2 separate regions of the Homo sapiens genome follow, and region 2 is linked to region 1. The links are chromatin contacts, found by POLR2A ChIA-PET in ENCODE. All regions are on one chromosome and are shown on one strand. The core of a region is the stretch at or near the end of the contact, and the rest is flanking DNA. Distances in the headings are between cores, read along the strand shown.

Evidence for each region. ChIA-PET counts read pairs that join two places held with the same protein, here RNA polymerase II (POLR2A).
Region 2: POLR2A ChIA-PET joins it to region 1 with 11 read pairs in A549. The contact joins two enhancer-like sites. POLR2A ChIA-PET finds 5 or more read pairs at or near these places in 2 of 52 experiments (A549 and SK-N-SH).

What each region holds. Positions count from the first base shown.
Region 1 is chr6:21,884,015-21,891,251 of GRCh38, forward strand. All of the region lies in intron 4 of CASC15 (cancer susceptibility 15), which reads left to right. Among named protein-coding and RNA genes, the nearest start is that of CASC15, 220 kb to the left of the region's middle. RefSeq lists a silencer at 7,104-7,237. Within about 2 kb of position 1,602, at least 13 of the 41 ENCODE cell types and tissues checked have a DNase peak (open chromatin) inside an H3K27ac peak, as active enhancers do.
Region 2 is chr6:22,233,707-22,241,151 of GRCh38, forward strand. No RefSeq gene overlaps it. Among named protein-coding and RNA genes, the nearest start is that of PRL, 60 kb to the right of the region's middle. Within about 2 kb of position 3,110, at least 3 of the 41 ENCODE cell types and tissues checked have a DNase peak (open chromatin) inside an H3K27ac peak, as active enhancers do.

The sequences.
Region 1 (7,237 bases), core at 352-2,851:
CAGTGCACCTGATGTCTTGGGAAGGGTGAGTTGAGGCGTGGTGGATGTGAAACATGATCTCATTATAAATGTTCCCATTTGTTTTATGTGTTCAGTTTGTTTTGTGCTATCTAGATAGGAAATCTAAAGGCTGAGAAAATGTCTGCTGTAGACATGGCAGTGATTCTTTGATACTAAATAGTTGGAGGGGAGCCGAGTGATTGCGTGACTTATTTTTAGACAATATAGGGACTCCCTTGCAAAGGGAGGAGTTGGGAAGAATAGACGTGTTAGGAACCAGGTTAGCCTGGAGATTTCTCTGGTTACCTGAAGCTGGAAAAATATTGGAAGAAGAAATTATTCAATGAGAACTCATGCAGACCTGAGTCTCCAGTTATGCCTAAGTGGCCATGTCAGATCTGTGAACCTCTCTGCTGGCTTCTTAACAAACCCATATTTTTACAAGGAAGATGATCTGGGTTAGAGGAATTATTAATTATATTTCAGCTCACAAATTCCTCTTTACTATCACCCCTTTAGCCCCATGTAAACTCTGTTAGGGTTTGGTTAAGTGTAGAAACTGATATGTAAGCAAGAGTAAGAAGATGAAGTCACTTATCTGGAAATTTCTTTAAACCTTTAATTATTGTAAACAAAAGATCTGGTCTCTTTGGAGCTGGTAGTAATGTCTTAGTTTTGTGGCTGTTAGTTTTTTGACTCTATCAGACTGAGTCATTGTTTTATTTGAAGATCTAGAATAACATCATCTACAAAGAAATGATTACAGTAATTGATCTTGATACTGCCTCCTCCTAGTTGTATTTATATAATTATCTAAAAGGGTTTTTAATAGAATTACTGCAACAAGCCTGAAAAAGTCTGTGCTAAGTGGTAACACCTTGAAACAGGATCAATATGATCCCGCCTTCAAGGGGCTTTTGGATTTGTCTAGCCTACTATATGGCTGAGTACTAGACTCAGTTATCCCATTCCTCAGCAAAAGAAACTACAGAAGTTTGAGGGAATATCAGACTCTTGGCACACAATTGACATTTAGTAAACACTTGATAGGCAGTTGGTAGTGGGTGGCAGCATTCACAGATGAATTCTGAAGTAGATGGTGAATGATGCTGAGATTTTCTTTACCAGTCCTGGTGACACTGCCTGAGCTCACATGATAAGATCCTGGTAGAGTAGCATTTATTCTTCTTTTGCAGACTCAGCTAAGAGGACTTTGCAGTTGAGGCTGAATCTTGATCCATGTAGTCCATTCCCGATGGTGCTATTTAGAAGGCCTTTTGTTGTCTGAGCAAAGTTGTCTTCCTGGCCTTACTACTGAATCTTGGCAAAGGATCAATGGGTAAGCCCCATCCTCCAAAGATCTCATATAACATAACTGGTATCAGGACACTGATTACATGCAAGCAGTTCCCACATGAAGAGCTTTAAAATTGAGATTTTTCTTTGAAATTTAAAAGAAGGTGGAATAAAAATGTGCTTGCTTTCCAACATAGATCGATTAGCTGGCACGGAGAGAACACCGGCCTTTGAAATCTATAGGCATCCTGTTGCAGGCCTGACCCAGCTGACCCTGGGAGATTAGTAATGGTCTGTGCAGCCTGCTCTGTCAGCAAGTCTGGCAGGGTGTGCACAGATGGTGCCAGTTGGAGAAAATCACTGCCGAACAGTGCACTAAAGCCTCTGCCTTGGCCATTCTGCCTTGGAGGAGGAGCCGAGAGTGAGACTGGGTGGTTTACAGACGTGTTCCTGCCAAATGCCTTGGAAGAGACCTCAGAGGATACCAGTCCGGGTTTAGGATGCATTTGCTGATTATTACTTAAGTAATGTTTTCTTGTCATAGCTTAGGCCTTCCTGAGTTGTTGGGCATCTGGGATTTTTACAGGGTCTGTGGCCTTGGGGTTGTTCTGAAAGGGAATTTGAAATGAGAACTGATCTCATTCCAAGGAGTCAAGCATAATGCAATACTTGTTTTCCTAGAGTCAATCAGCCTAGGGAAAATGCGAGTAGGCTGGAAGCGGGGAGGAGGAGGAGTCTGAGAGTTTGAGTAATCAACTTAACCCAGGGGTAAAAAGAATTTTATTATAGAAAGCAGCACACATGACCTCTGTCCTTCCAGCTGCCACCAGTTTCTGGGTTGTCGAGTGATACCCTGAAAGTTTACAGTCAACACTCCTTGTGTGGGGTCAGTCCTAGAAATGGCGACGCTGCTCTCCGAAGATAGGAAAGAAAAGGACCTCATTCCATTGAGCCATTGACCGAAATATTTTCTCAACAAAGTTGAACTGAGCTGAAACTGTAAGCCTGTTCTTCCTAATTAGACATTTTATTCTTTGAAAATTCTACTTGGAGTTGCGTTGAAAAGTCAAAGTTGAGGAAATGCATCTTTCTAAAATACTTCCCTCTGAGCTGTATTTCAACAGGTTGAGGACAGGCTGAAAAAATATTAATGTTGAATGAAAGATGTGAGGGTGTCTGGGTGTCTGTAATTACAGAGGGTAACTGAATCAGTGAGTGGACTTTTCCCATTCCCAACTTTTTTGGTATTCTTCCTGCCACAACTTTGTCTTTTAAGTCTCCATCCAGGTTAGTTCTGGCTTTGTAGTTCGTTACTGTTTAACAGACTTGTTTGATTCCTTTTGTGTTGTTTTATGAACTGTGGTGTTGTTTCACTCTGGAAGAATTTTCCTTGGAGATGCTGCTGCTGTGAAATGAGAACTTCTCTTTTGGGTTTTTGAATGACCACCCCCACCCAAAGATACAAAGAAACCTATCGTGTTCAGTGCACTCTAGTGCTTTTGAAATTGGTGTATGGGAGCATGCTCTGGAGGGAGAGCTGAGAGAATGAACAGGGCATTTGCCAACCTCACACAGTGAGTGCAGACTGACACATACAGCAATACTTGCTGGAATCTGGAAGAGAGAGATAGAAAGCACACTTAAATCAGACAGAAGTGTAACTTTTCTTGTTTAATAGAGCATAGCTCAGGCATGATAGCTTTATTGACAAGATGGGAGGCCGAAGAAAGGAGAGAAGTCAAGGATGACTCAAAGTATGAGTTAGGAGAAAGCAGTGGGTACTGAAATACTTTGGCAAGAGGAAGATGAGGAGTTCAGTTTTAAGTAGTTTGTTTTTGAAATGTCCATTAGGTCTTTGGATATCTGGGTCTGGGTTTGATCAGAGAGGTCTGGGATGGAGATAGTAATTTCAGAGTTGCTGACACACAGCTGGTGATGAAGCCACAAGAGTGAATAAGGTAGCACAGAGAACGAAGAGAAATGGGAGTGGATGAAATTTGGTATAGAACTAAAAGCACACTGTGATTTCTCTCCCGCGCTGGTATTTGAACAATGACATGTATTTGCCTAGAGAAGACAAATAACAAAAATGACTGGGTGATTGTGTGTGGATCACGCTTGTTATATCTTTGATAGGGAAATTCAAAACGGTCTGTGGAAGTGTAGAAATAAATTCTTGAAAATGACCCTGAAGTAGATTTTTGGAGTGCTTTGGTCCGTTTCACAGATGCTTTACCATTTGAAGTAGATGCCAAAACAAACGAGAAGATAGATAGCTCAGGGTTTGTAGTACATGAAGCCAGCATCTGCTAGTTTATTTAGTAGCAGGAGCAGGAAGAGCAGAGGGAGAAGAGTGCAGCAGCCGCCAAGAATAAAACCTGGTCAAGAGGCCACATCAGCCCAGCTTGGCAGACGGGCCTGGTGGCTTTGGTAATTATACTGGTGCCTGCTGTATGTGGGCCTTTTCCACTGAGTTTAAAAAAGGCTTTCCTCTAACTACCAGGTCTCCCAGCAGTTGGGCCACTTTTGCCCTCGGTGGTTTTTCCCTGTGGAATATTTGCCGTGTCTGTGCTCCGTGGCTGTGTTTGCTGACTCCAGGGTAATACCCTTGGCCCTGCTGTTTCATGTGGCTCCTGCCCGTCTCCCCCTCCTGACTTAGCTCATAGAAGGTTTGTGAGGACATGCCCTTCGGGAAGAGCCCAGGAGAAACCACATGACTGCATGGCTAGACCAGCACACGTGGACTTGACCAAAGCCTTGTCTTTTTCCTTCTCTCCACCTCCCTCCCTTTTTAATCTATTAGTACTTTTGACATAAATAATATGTAACTGACTCAGATCTACAGAAATATCATGGCAAGGCACATACCTAGTGATGAGGGCCCATTAGCACTGAGACTTCCTTTGGGTTAATAATTTCATTATGGATAGAACTCCCTTTTGATACTCACCTTTTTTTTTAATTTTTATTTTTTGAGATGGAGTTTTGCTCTTGTTGTTCAGGCTGGAGTGCAATGGCGCAATCTTGGCTCACTGCAACTTCCGCCTCCTGGGTTCAAGCGATTCTTCTGCCTCAGCCTCCCAAGTAGCTAGGATTGCAGGCATGCACCACCACGCCCAGCTAATTTTTTGTATTTACTAGAGACAGGATTTCCCATGTTGGTCATGCTGGTCTCGAACTCCTGACCTCAGGTAATCCACCCGACTTGGCCTCCCAAAGTATTGGGATTATAGGCGTGAGTCATTGCGCCCGGCCTTGACACCCACATTTGCCACCAATTCTATTTTAAGTATGCTAACTCTGATAATGACATAGGAAGAAAACATACTTTAAAACTGTAGGGAAATCAATCCCAAAAAGAATTCCATGCTTTTTCCTTTGTGTACTTCCACTATCTATAGTCCCAGAGTACATCTCCAAGAGGCATTTTTGTTTCTATCCACATTGGGGGTATTGCTCGTATCACTTTATGGGAGAAGAAATCCATAGGTACCAGTTAATAATGCATTTTGGGCCTCTTGTTATTTGTATTATTCTTCAGAAGGTGTCATAGAGTACATTGAGACCAGGGTATCCTGAATATGTGCAGTTGGAAACACTTCTGGCATTTGTTGAAGTTTTTGTTGTTGTTTTAAGACTCCATTCTGCTATTCTTAAGTTTGTTTTCTCTTTTTGCTCCCATCAGTGTTTTCTTTTCTTTTTAAAAATATTCATCCACAGTCTCCTTTATATAAATATCAGACAGTAATAAATAGTTAGGTTTAGTCTTTCTTTTCTTCCCCCTGCCTATCACGTACTAAGTACTGTACTGCCTTCTGGAAATGGTCTCTGTCTTCAAGGAACTTAAGTGTCCAGCGGTGGTGGTTGCAGGGGGTTGGTGGGGGTGGGTGGACATAAATAGGTGCTTTTAGTACAGTATGATATGGGCTATGGGGGTATAACTAAGCCATTTTTGTCAGGGACTGAAATCAGGGGCCACTTTTGAGAAAATGCTCTGGCCGGATCTTAAGGAATGACCTGGAGTTAATCTTTTTTTTTTTTTTTTTTTTTTTTGAGATGGAGTCTCATTCTGTTGCCCAGGCTGGAGTGCAGTGGTGCGATCTCGGCTCACTGCAAGCTCCACCTCCTGGGTTCACGCCATTCTTCTGCCTCAGCCTCCCAAGTAGCTGGAACTACAGGTGCCTGCCGCCCACCTGCCCAGCTAATTTTTTGTATTTTTAGTAGAAACAGGGTTTCACCGTGTTAGCCAGGATGGAGTTAATCTTATCTAGGAAGTAGGGCTTGTTTCCTAGCCAGAGGGGTGATCTGGGACTTGACCATCATGGGGTAGGGCGATAGCTACAATAGTTTGGTATTGGTGGGTTAAAGGGGGTAGGGGTCAAGTGCTGGAAGACAAGGCTGCAGAGCAAAGCCAAGATCAGGTCTTAGACTAAGGGTCATGTATGTAGCTGGCGATGTGTATTCTATAGTAGACTACTTTTCCAGCTATGTGGAGGCTGGATGGAATTGGGTAATGGGAAGAGATGTGCAGTAGGGAATCCAGTTGAGTGGTTATTGCCAAATGGATGAAAGATGAGGGTCTGCTGGGCGTGGTGGCTCACACCTGTCATCCCAGCACTTTGGGAAGCCGAGGCAAGTGGATCACCTGAGGTCAGGAGTTCGAGACCAGCCTGACCAACATGGCAAAACCCCATCTCTGCTAAATTAGCCGGGCGTGGTGGCACATGCCTGTAATCCCAGCTACTTGGGAGGCTGAGGCAGGAGAATTGCTTGAACTCAGGAGGCAGAGGTTGCAGTGAGCCAAGGTCACGCCATTGCACTCCAGCCTGGGCAACAGAGTGAGATCCCGTTTAAAAAAAAAAGAATCTGGGCGCCTGTAATCCCAGCACTTTGGGAGGCCAAGGCGGGTGGATCACCTGAGGTCGGGAGTTCGAGACCAGCCTGACCAACATGGAGAAACCCTGTCTCTACTGAAAACACATTAGCTGGGCATGGTGGCGGTCGCCTGTAATCCCAGCTACTTGGGAAGCTGAGGCAGGAGAATCGCTTGAACCCAAGAGGCGGAGGTTGCGGTGAGCCAAGATTGTGCCATTGCACTCCAGCCTGGGCAACAAGAGCGAAAACTCCATCTTTAAAAAAAAAAAAAAAAAAAAGATGAGGGTCTGAATGGAGGCAGGTGTAGGCACTGGGGATAGTCAGGAGGAGACAGATATGAGGAATATTTGGAGATTAATTCACAGGACTTCGTAACGGTTGTGATGTGGTAGTTATGGTGTGATGTGCGTAGGGGGTGGTAGCAGGTGAGGGATGGGGCTCTTAATTTTCTAGCTGAAATGATTGGATAGACGTTACCAGCTAGGATTGGAAACAAGGGAGGAAGAGGGGTTAGGAGGTAGGGATACCAATTGCAAGTTTGTTCTATTAACACATTTCTTAAACATTTCTTCAACTTTTAAACTGCACCTACGGTCATGTTTTACTTCTTCCTCATAAAAGTTAAGGTGGCCGGGCGTGGTGGTGCTCACACCTGTAATCCCAGCACTTTGGGAGGCCAAGGTGGGTGGATCACTTGATGTCAGGAGTTCGAGACCAGCACGGCCAACATGGAGAAACCCCATCTCTACTAAAAATGCAAAAAATCAGCTGGACATGGTGGGGTGAGCCTGTAGTTCCAGCTACTCAGGAGGCTGAGGCAGGAGAATCGCATGAACCTGGGAGGCAGCGGTTGCAGTGAGCCAAGATCACACCATTGCACTCCAGCCTGGGTGACAGAGCAAGACTCTGTCTCAAACAAACAAACAAACAAACAAACAAACAAAAAAACCAGTTAAGTATATGTTCAGGCTAGGCAGTAGCTATTTTGAAAACTCAGGACTAAAGGAATTCCTGGGAGTATGTATAGGATGATTAGAGTTGCAGTTTCCATTGTCATGCAGTAGAA
Region 2 (7,445 bases), core at 1,860-4,359, 350 kb after region 1:
GTGTCCGTATCCTAGTCTCTCCCATATGACACTGGTTATATGGGATTAAGGCCCACCCATATGACCTCATGTTAAATTAATGACCTTCTTAAAGACCCTATCTCCAAATACAGCTACATTCTAAGCAGCTGGGGGGTAGGGCTTCAACATATGAATTTGGGAGAAAGGCACAAATTCAGCTCATAACACTGAGGATTTCTCAAAAATCCTCCAAGTACTTCCTAGATGTAACATGTCCCTTTCCTGAGAACATTAACTGTGGATGTTTCCTTCGTGTGGTAGTTTTCTTGCTTTACACCAAGTGACTTGTCAAGAACTCTATAGCTTGTTGCACACGTGGCTCAATCAAAAGGAGTTTTATAGAAACTGTATTGCTGCACAACTCTACCTAATAACACTGCTTTAGATTAAGCAGGGCTAATCAACCCAAGCATACCCTTTCTTTTTGTGAGTTTGAATTCATAACGTACAAAGAGATAGAAGTAAGCAATCCAAGGTGAAGCAGAGACTGAGATGCTGAATCATCAGGATGGTGAAGTGATAGAGCTGGGAGCCACAGATGCCCTCTGTTCTGAAATTTGCCTTTTTGCCCTCAGATCCATTCTCTATATTTCTCCAGCACTGATATCTATCACTAACTCCTGGTTATGTTAAGTTGATGGAAGGCACCGGTAGGAGATATGGCTGCAGGAAGAAGGGAAAAGCCAGTATATTTTCCCCTCTCTTCCTGTCTCAGTTGGTGTCTTTGGCAGAGGCTATATAACCTTTATGATTCCAGCTCCTGCCTGAAAGCATCTCATTTGATTGTGCAACCTCCCACCAGGCAGGCCCACCGTCGTCCTCTTTCCCCCAGGTGGCCATGCTTTGTCATTTCTTGTAACACCACCTTCTCTCTTTGTCTTTCCAGCTCTCAGGGTGACAGCAGATTATTGCTGATTTTAATGAGACCCACCATTGCCTATTGATCTTCTCACATTTTCATCTCTTGTGAAACCAATTCCTGTATTAAATTCCTTCTACTTGAAGCATCTAGAGTTTTCTTGTGTTGACCACAATGCCATACTTTGCTAAGGAGATGAATTCTAGAGTTGCTCTCTAGAAACCATCTATTCACCCTAAAAAATGATAAAGAACATTCTGCTTTCAATCTTTGGTATGTATTGCAGAGTTAGTTTTGGAGTTTCTTTCCTTTCTCATAGGCCTTACAATATTTATTTAACATTTGAGATAACCTGAATGTATCTATTCTTGCAACCTGAGCATCCAGGATAACTCAGGCAATAACTTGTAAGAGAACAACACTCTTATTTTTTTAAAAAAGATGAATGGTTTAATCAGATAGATGATCACAGAAAGGTTTAAGTTAAAAGCAGATCCTAATTGCAATCTCCTTATTATTTACATGGATGTTTATTCTACTTATCCATTTACCAGCTGGAATTCTTAGACTCGGCCCCAGTGGAAAGGGCAAACTCTGATTGGAATATGAACACATTTCATGGCTACAGTAATATTTTTTACTGTACAATGGAGATACTCAAGGTATTCATTAGTTAGCCACATTTCTATAAAAGCCTCAGAATTAACCTCACAATATTGCTACAATATTGCTACATGGAAAAAGCTTGAAAGGCAGCTTGATCTTTTGGGAGGGGACATAAGCAATCTGGAGTTAAGGCATCTATAATTTTTTTAAGTCCCATAGGGGATTCTAATATACTCCCAGTGGTGAGAAACACAAGTTTAGATTGGTAGAATAAAACAATGTCTTTCAATATTTTTTCCCAATAATTATTCTAGCTATATGGTAGGTTTTCTTGCTCTAAGTTGATGTATGATATTAAAAGCATATTTGAAAGAATAAATGATTTTGCATAGTGATATGGTTTGGCTCTGTGTCCCCACCCAAATATCATCTTGAATTTTACTACCATAATTCCCATGTGTTGTGAGAGGGACCTGGTGGGAGAAAATTGAATCATGGAGGCAGTTCCCCCATACTGTTCTCCTCATAGTGAATAAGTCTCATGAGATCTGATGGTTTGATATGGTGAAACCCGTTTTGCTTGGCTCTCATTCTCTTCTCTTGTCTGCCACCATGTGAGATGTGCCTTTCAACTTCCACCATGATTGTGAGGTCTCCCAAGGCACGTAACTGTAAGTCCAATAAACCTCTTTCTTTTGTAAATTGCCCAGTATCAGATATGTCTTTATCAGCAGCATGAAAATGGACTAATATGCATTGTTTTAAATTAAATTTGTATGAATAGCATGGCATTTGCTTGGCATAGAGTAGAAAACCACATAAAAGAATATAGCATGTTTTATGGGATATCAGCATATGGGGCATGCCAAGTTGAATTTCAGACCGGAGTTAAGTCAAGAGGAAGATGGCAGTGTAACTGTCTCAGACTGTTATATGCCAGAGACTACACTCCTGAGTTTCATAGTCAGTTGTTGCAGCACAACTGCTATGGTTTAAATGTCCCCTCCAAAACTCATGTTGGAATTTAATCCCCAATGTGGCAGTATTGAGAAGTGGAGTCCTTAAGAGATGATTGGGTCATGAGGGCAGGATTAATCCATTCATAGATTAATAAGCTAATGGATTAGTGGGTTATCATGGGAATGGGACTGGTGGCTTTGTAAGAGAGGAAGAGAAATCTGACCTAGCACACTCAGCCTCCTCATCATGTGATGCCCTGAATCAACTTGGGAATCTGCAGAGAGTCCCCACCAGCAAGAAGGCCCTCATCAAATGTAGTCCCTTAACCTTGGACTTCTCAGCCTCCATAATTTAAGAAATAAATTCCCTTTCTTTATAAATTACCTAGTTTCAAGTATTCTGTTATAAGCAACAGAAAACGGACTGAGATAACTACTTAAGAAACATCCTCATTAAATTGCATGAAGGGAGTTTGCAAGTGGTGGCTTGGAGCACTGCTAGCTGACAGGCACAGAAGTCATGCTTATTGTAACACAATTCTGCTGGGCAGGAAGGAGGACAACCCAAGCCATCTGCTGCACATCACGATGAGGGGAATGACCAAACGCTAGTTGAACAGATGAAATAACTGAGAGGCAGCCAAGCTGTCTGGTGGTACAAGACTGGTGAGTAACAAGAGCAAACAAATCTTCCTAGACATGGAATAGACAAGAAGAGGAGTGATGACTCACTGAAATAGAGGCTGTGGTTTGATTCTCCATACTTGGGAAAGATCAGGCTGTGCTAACCTGCTTTCAGATTCAGAGAGGTGCAGCAAACTTGCATGGGGTAGGGCTGAGAGTCCTGGTGAGGAGCGTACTGACATAAGGGACCTGAACACTTCCTGAAAAGTGGCACATTCCAAGGGACTGAGAGAATCCAGGATTTGGAAACATAGGGTTTTCTCTGCATTTGCCATTACCTGGTGATAATGACCCGAGGGTGGGTTTTCACATCAAGTCAGATGAGTGGTGTCTTTTGGAAAAAGAACAGCCAAGATCTGGAGGAGCTAGAGCTTCCAAAGAGGCACAAGGGGGAACGGTGCCAAGAGTGTGAGTCTGAGATTTCTCACACAGATTCTGGGGCCACCTATTTTCTTAACACCGTCTGTTTTGTTTATGTTCCTCTACTGCTTTCCACTGATGCTTCTTTCTTACAGAGGAAAAATGCAAAATCCTGTGTCAGTGTATTTTACTTAAATGATAAGTGATTCAGATGGGCTGTGTGATGTTACTCATTTCAATATTAATGGCATCAGAGTGATTCAATAGATAATATTTTCCTAACTTATCTGAAATAGTTATTTGGAATTGTTCGCACAGTTATTTTATCAAGATTTTCTATTTATGGCGTAAAACATAAGGCAAGTAAGATAAATCATTTCATATTGATGAGGAAAATAAGAAAAAGGCTCTGTAGTTTTATTTTCTTCCCTTGGACTTTAACACTTTCAATGAAAAGACCTCAAGGCATATGCTTCTTTGAGATAAAATACATTTTGCATCACTGTCTTTCCTCTCACATCATGGGTCTCTGCCTTCACCCTCTCAGATGGTGGCTCAGAGGCATGTCTTATCTCTTCCAAACATGCATCATGCCATGTTATATTTCTTAAATGAATGAAAACCTTGTTTAAACAGGGGAGCAATATAATGATCACCTCACCTGTTTAAATGACTGTATGAGTATGCTTTGGTCATCATCATTAAAAATGTGTTTACTTGGCAAGTTCTACTGCTTTATGAATTACTCTACAATAATTCTCCCATAATAGTTATTAGTCAATGAAAATGTAGTTTAGTGACTATTTCATGTATTTTAAAATTCAAGGCAACAGTTTAATAAAATGAAAAAGGAATGGGTTTTGGAGTTAGAGCTTAGTTCTGATTCTAGGTTTTCTATTTACTTCTTGTGTGACCTTGGGCAAGATATATGACCTCAGATATGAAGAACTCAGATGCCTCATTTATGAAATGAGAATAAAACCTACTTTGTTGGGTCACAATGAGAAAAAGGCACTAGGTTAAAATACCTGGCAGGGTTCTGGCACAGAGTAGACGACATAAAAATAATTTTTTGCTTCTTTTAGACTTTTCGTTTTCCTATTTTAAATCTTCTACTTCAGAATTCGCCGGAGATGTTTTATTTTATTAGATTTAAAGTTGACTTTGTTCGCATTTTGCAAGAATAAGTCAAATTTGCGTTTTCTTAAGATACAAGATACCAGACATTGAGAATGCAACCATGGAGCTGGTGAGTCAGGGCAAGTTTTGGCTCTGGTGATATTTCTCTTGCCTTTTTGATCATTTAACATCTTTCCATTTTAATTTCAAATTCTCCAAATGTTAGCAAAACTAGCACTTTCCAGTTCTTTACAAAACCGTTTAGAATTTATATTCTAGAGAGGACTAAATGGGTGGCAACATTTTGAATACTTGCAAAAACAGTTTGACAAGTTCAGTTTAAAGAAAAGGGACACGAGTAATGGGCATGCAAACAAACTTATGGGTACAAATTCAAGCTGCTTGCCTTTTTTTCCAGAATGACTGGTTTGCAGTTTTAAAAGACCCAAACAAAGAACCCTTTCTATAGAGAATAATAACTTACAATATCACTGTGGTCGGCAGGTCAGCTGGGGAAGGGGCTAGGTAACAGAGAACATGTTACTGGGCTTCGTTTTCTTCTAAGCAAGGGCATATCCCATATTTCAAGAGAATACCTATCATTTTCTAATCTAAAAAGAAACCAGCTTTAGAAACAGTGTGATGTAGTAAAAGGATATGAGCTTTGGAGCTAGATAGACTTAGGTTCAGCCCTCGGCAGAGGCCATAAGCCAGCTGGACACATTTGAGGGGCTGTTTATCCATCTGTGCCTTCGTATCTGAAAAAGGGGATGCTTCCATCCAACTCGCTGGCTGGTTGTGAGAATTCAATGAGATAATGCATGAAAAAGTGCTTTGCATATACTAGAATCTCAATAAGAGATACTGATTTTAACTAATGATATTTTTATTTCTAATGTTGAAGTTAAACCAATCTTAAGAGGCCAAGGAGGTTTGGAAACCTCACAGAGTTCTTATGAAGAAATCTTTCAGGAGCGTCTGTGAAATAATATCATGAACATATGGAGTAGATTTCTAACTTGAACACACTGTGGCCTCAGGATTAAGATGAAAATTACTGACTTTAAACCACCCTGGAAAGTTTGACAGGAGTTCAACACATTTGACCCTTTACAGACCTGAATTTGCCAATACCGAGGAGCCAGGGAGTGTTGAATGAAGAAATATGTCTGCGTCCAAGCCTTCAGAATCCATGTGATTTAAAGTTCAGGGTTGCACATACAACTGACCTATTGTGGGATTGACCATGGATGTTTCTTAATACCATGACCACTTTTTCCTCTCTCCTGCTCCATCTATATTTCTGGTGGCACTCCTTAGAGATTAAATCACTACCTCAAGCAAAGCATTTTCTTTAGTGCTACTCTTTAGCTCATTCCCAAAATTATGCTGCAGTTGGATAAGGTTCAATTGCTTCTGAGAGACCGTTGTTTGACTTTTGGATTCCATTCACATGATTTTGTCCTTCATAACTCATAGATGATCATTAATAATAAATGCTGTCAAGAGTATGTTATGTGAAAAGTAATATTAAGAGGCTGAACTTCTAAGGCAAGACCTATTAGGCTTCCCTAAAGTTGTAGGGAAACTTATTACCTCTCTGAATTATGCTTCTCAATCTTTCTCATGTGTCTTCTTGTCTTACAGTCTTAACGCAGTTGTATAATAGAATTACAATTTAGAAAATGTCAGAACTGAGGGTTCATTAGTCCAACCTCCTAACCCTACTGGTAAGAGAACTGATGAAAATATTTACTTTGAAAGAATATTTTAAAAGCGTATATATTGTCTTAAAGATAATCAGACTGTTAATATTGGTAACAATCCTATGAAAGGATACTTAAGCCAAGGCCAAATTAAAGATTGAGAAACCAAGTTGCTCATGTGTCCATTGATTGTTGAGCAATAGAGGAGAGCATGACTTAGTGAAGCACATTTTGGATTTCAACAAATTGAGGTTCAACTCTCAGTTTTATTAGTTGTGTAATCCAGTTACTTAACTTTAAAAGCCTCAGGACCTTGATTTTATAAATGATAATAAGGATGCTACCATGTAGTAATGCTGTAGGTATTGCAGAAAATATGCAAAGAAACTAAAGCAAACCTAACATGCAGTATATCCTCAATAAGTGATAATTATGAACACATAATAACCCAAAAGAAAACCCTCAAAGTACACCAAAATAGAACCTCCTTAAAGCGTAAATCTCACAGGACCTATATAACAATAACACAATGAAAAAAAGCCAAGGTATTCAGGCAACAAATAGTACAATGAGTAGAATAGTACCTCACATTTCAATACTCACATTGAAAGTAAATGGCCTAAATGCTTCACTTAAAAAATACAGAATAGATAAGAATCAACCAACCAAGTTCCTTCTGTCTTCAGGAGATTCACCTAACACATAAGGACTCACATAAACTTAATGTAAAGGGGTGGAAAAGATATTCCATTCAAATGGACACCAAAAGTGAGCAGGAGTGGCTATCCTTAATCAGACAAAACAAACTTTAAAGCAACAGCAGTTAAAAAAGACAGAGAGGGACAGTATACAATGATAAAATAACTAGTCCAACAGGAAAATGCCACAATTTTAAATTTATATGCACCTAATACCGGAGCTCTAAAATTTATAAAACAATTACTACTAGACCTAAGAAATGAGATAGACAGCAACACAATACTAGTGGGGGATTTTAATACTCCACTGAGAGCACTGGACAGGTCATTAAGACAGAAAATCAACAAAGAAACAATGGACTTAAACTATACCCTACAACAAATGGACTTTACAGATATTTACCAAACATTCTACTCAACAACTGCAGAATAT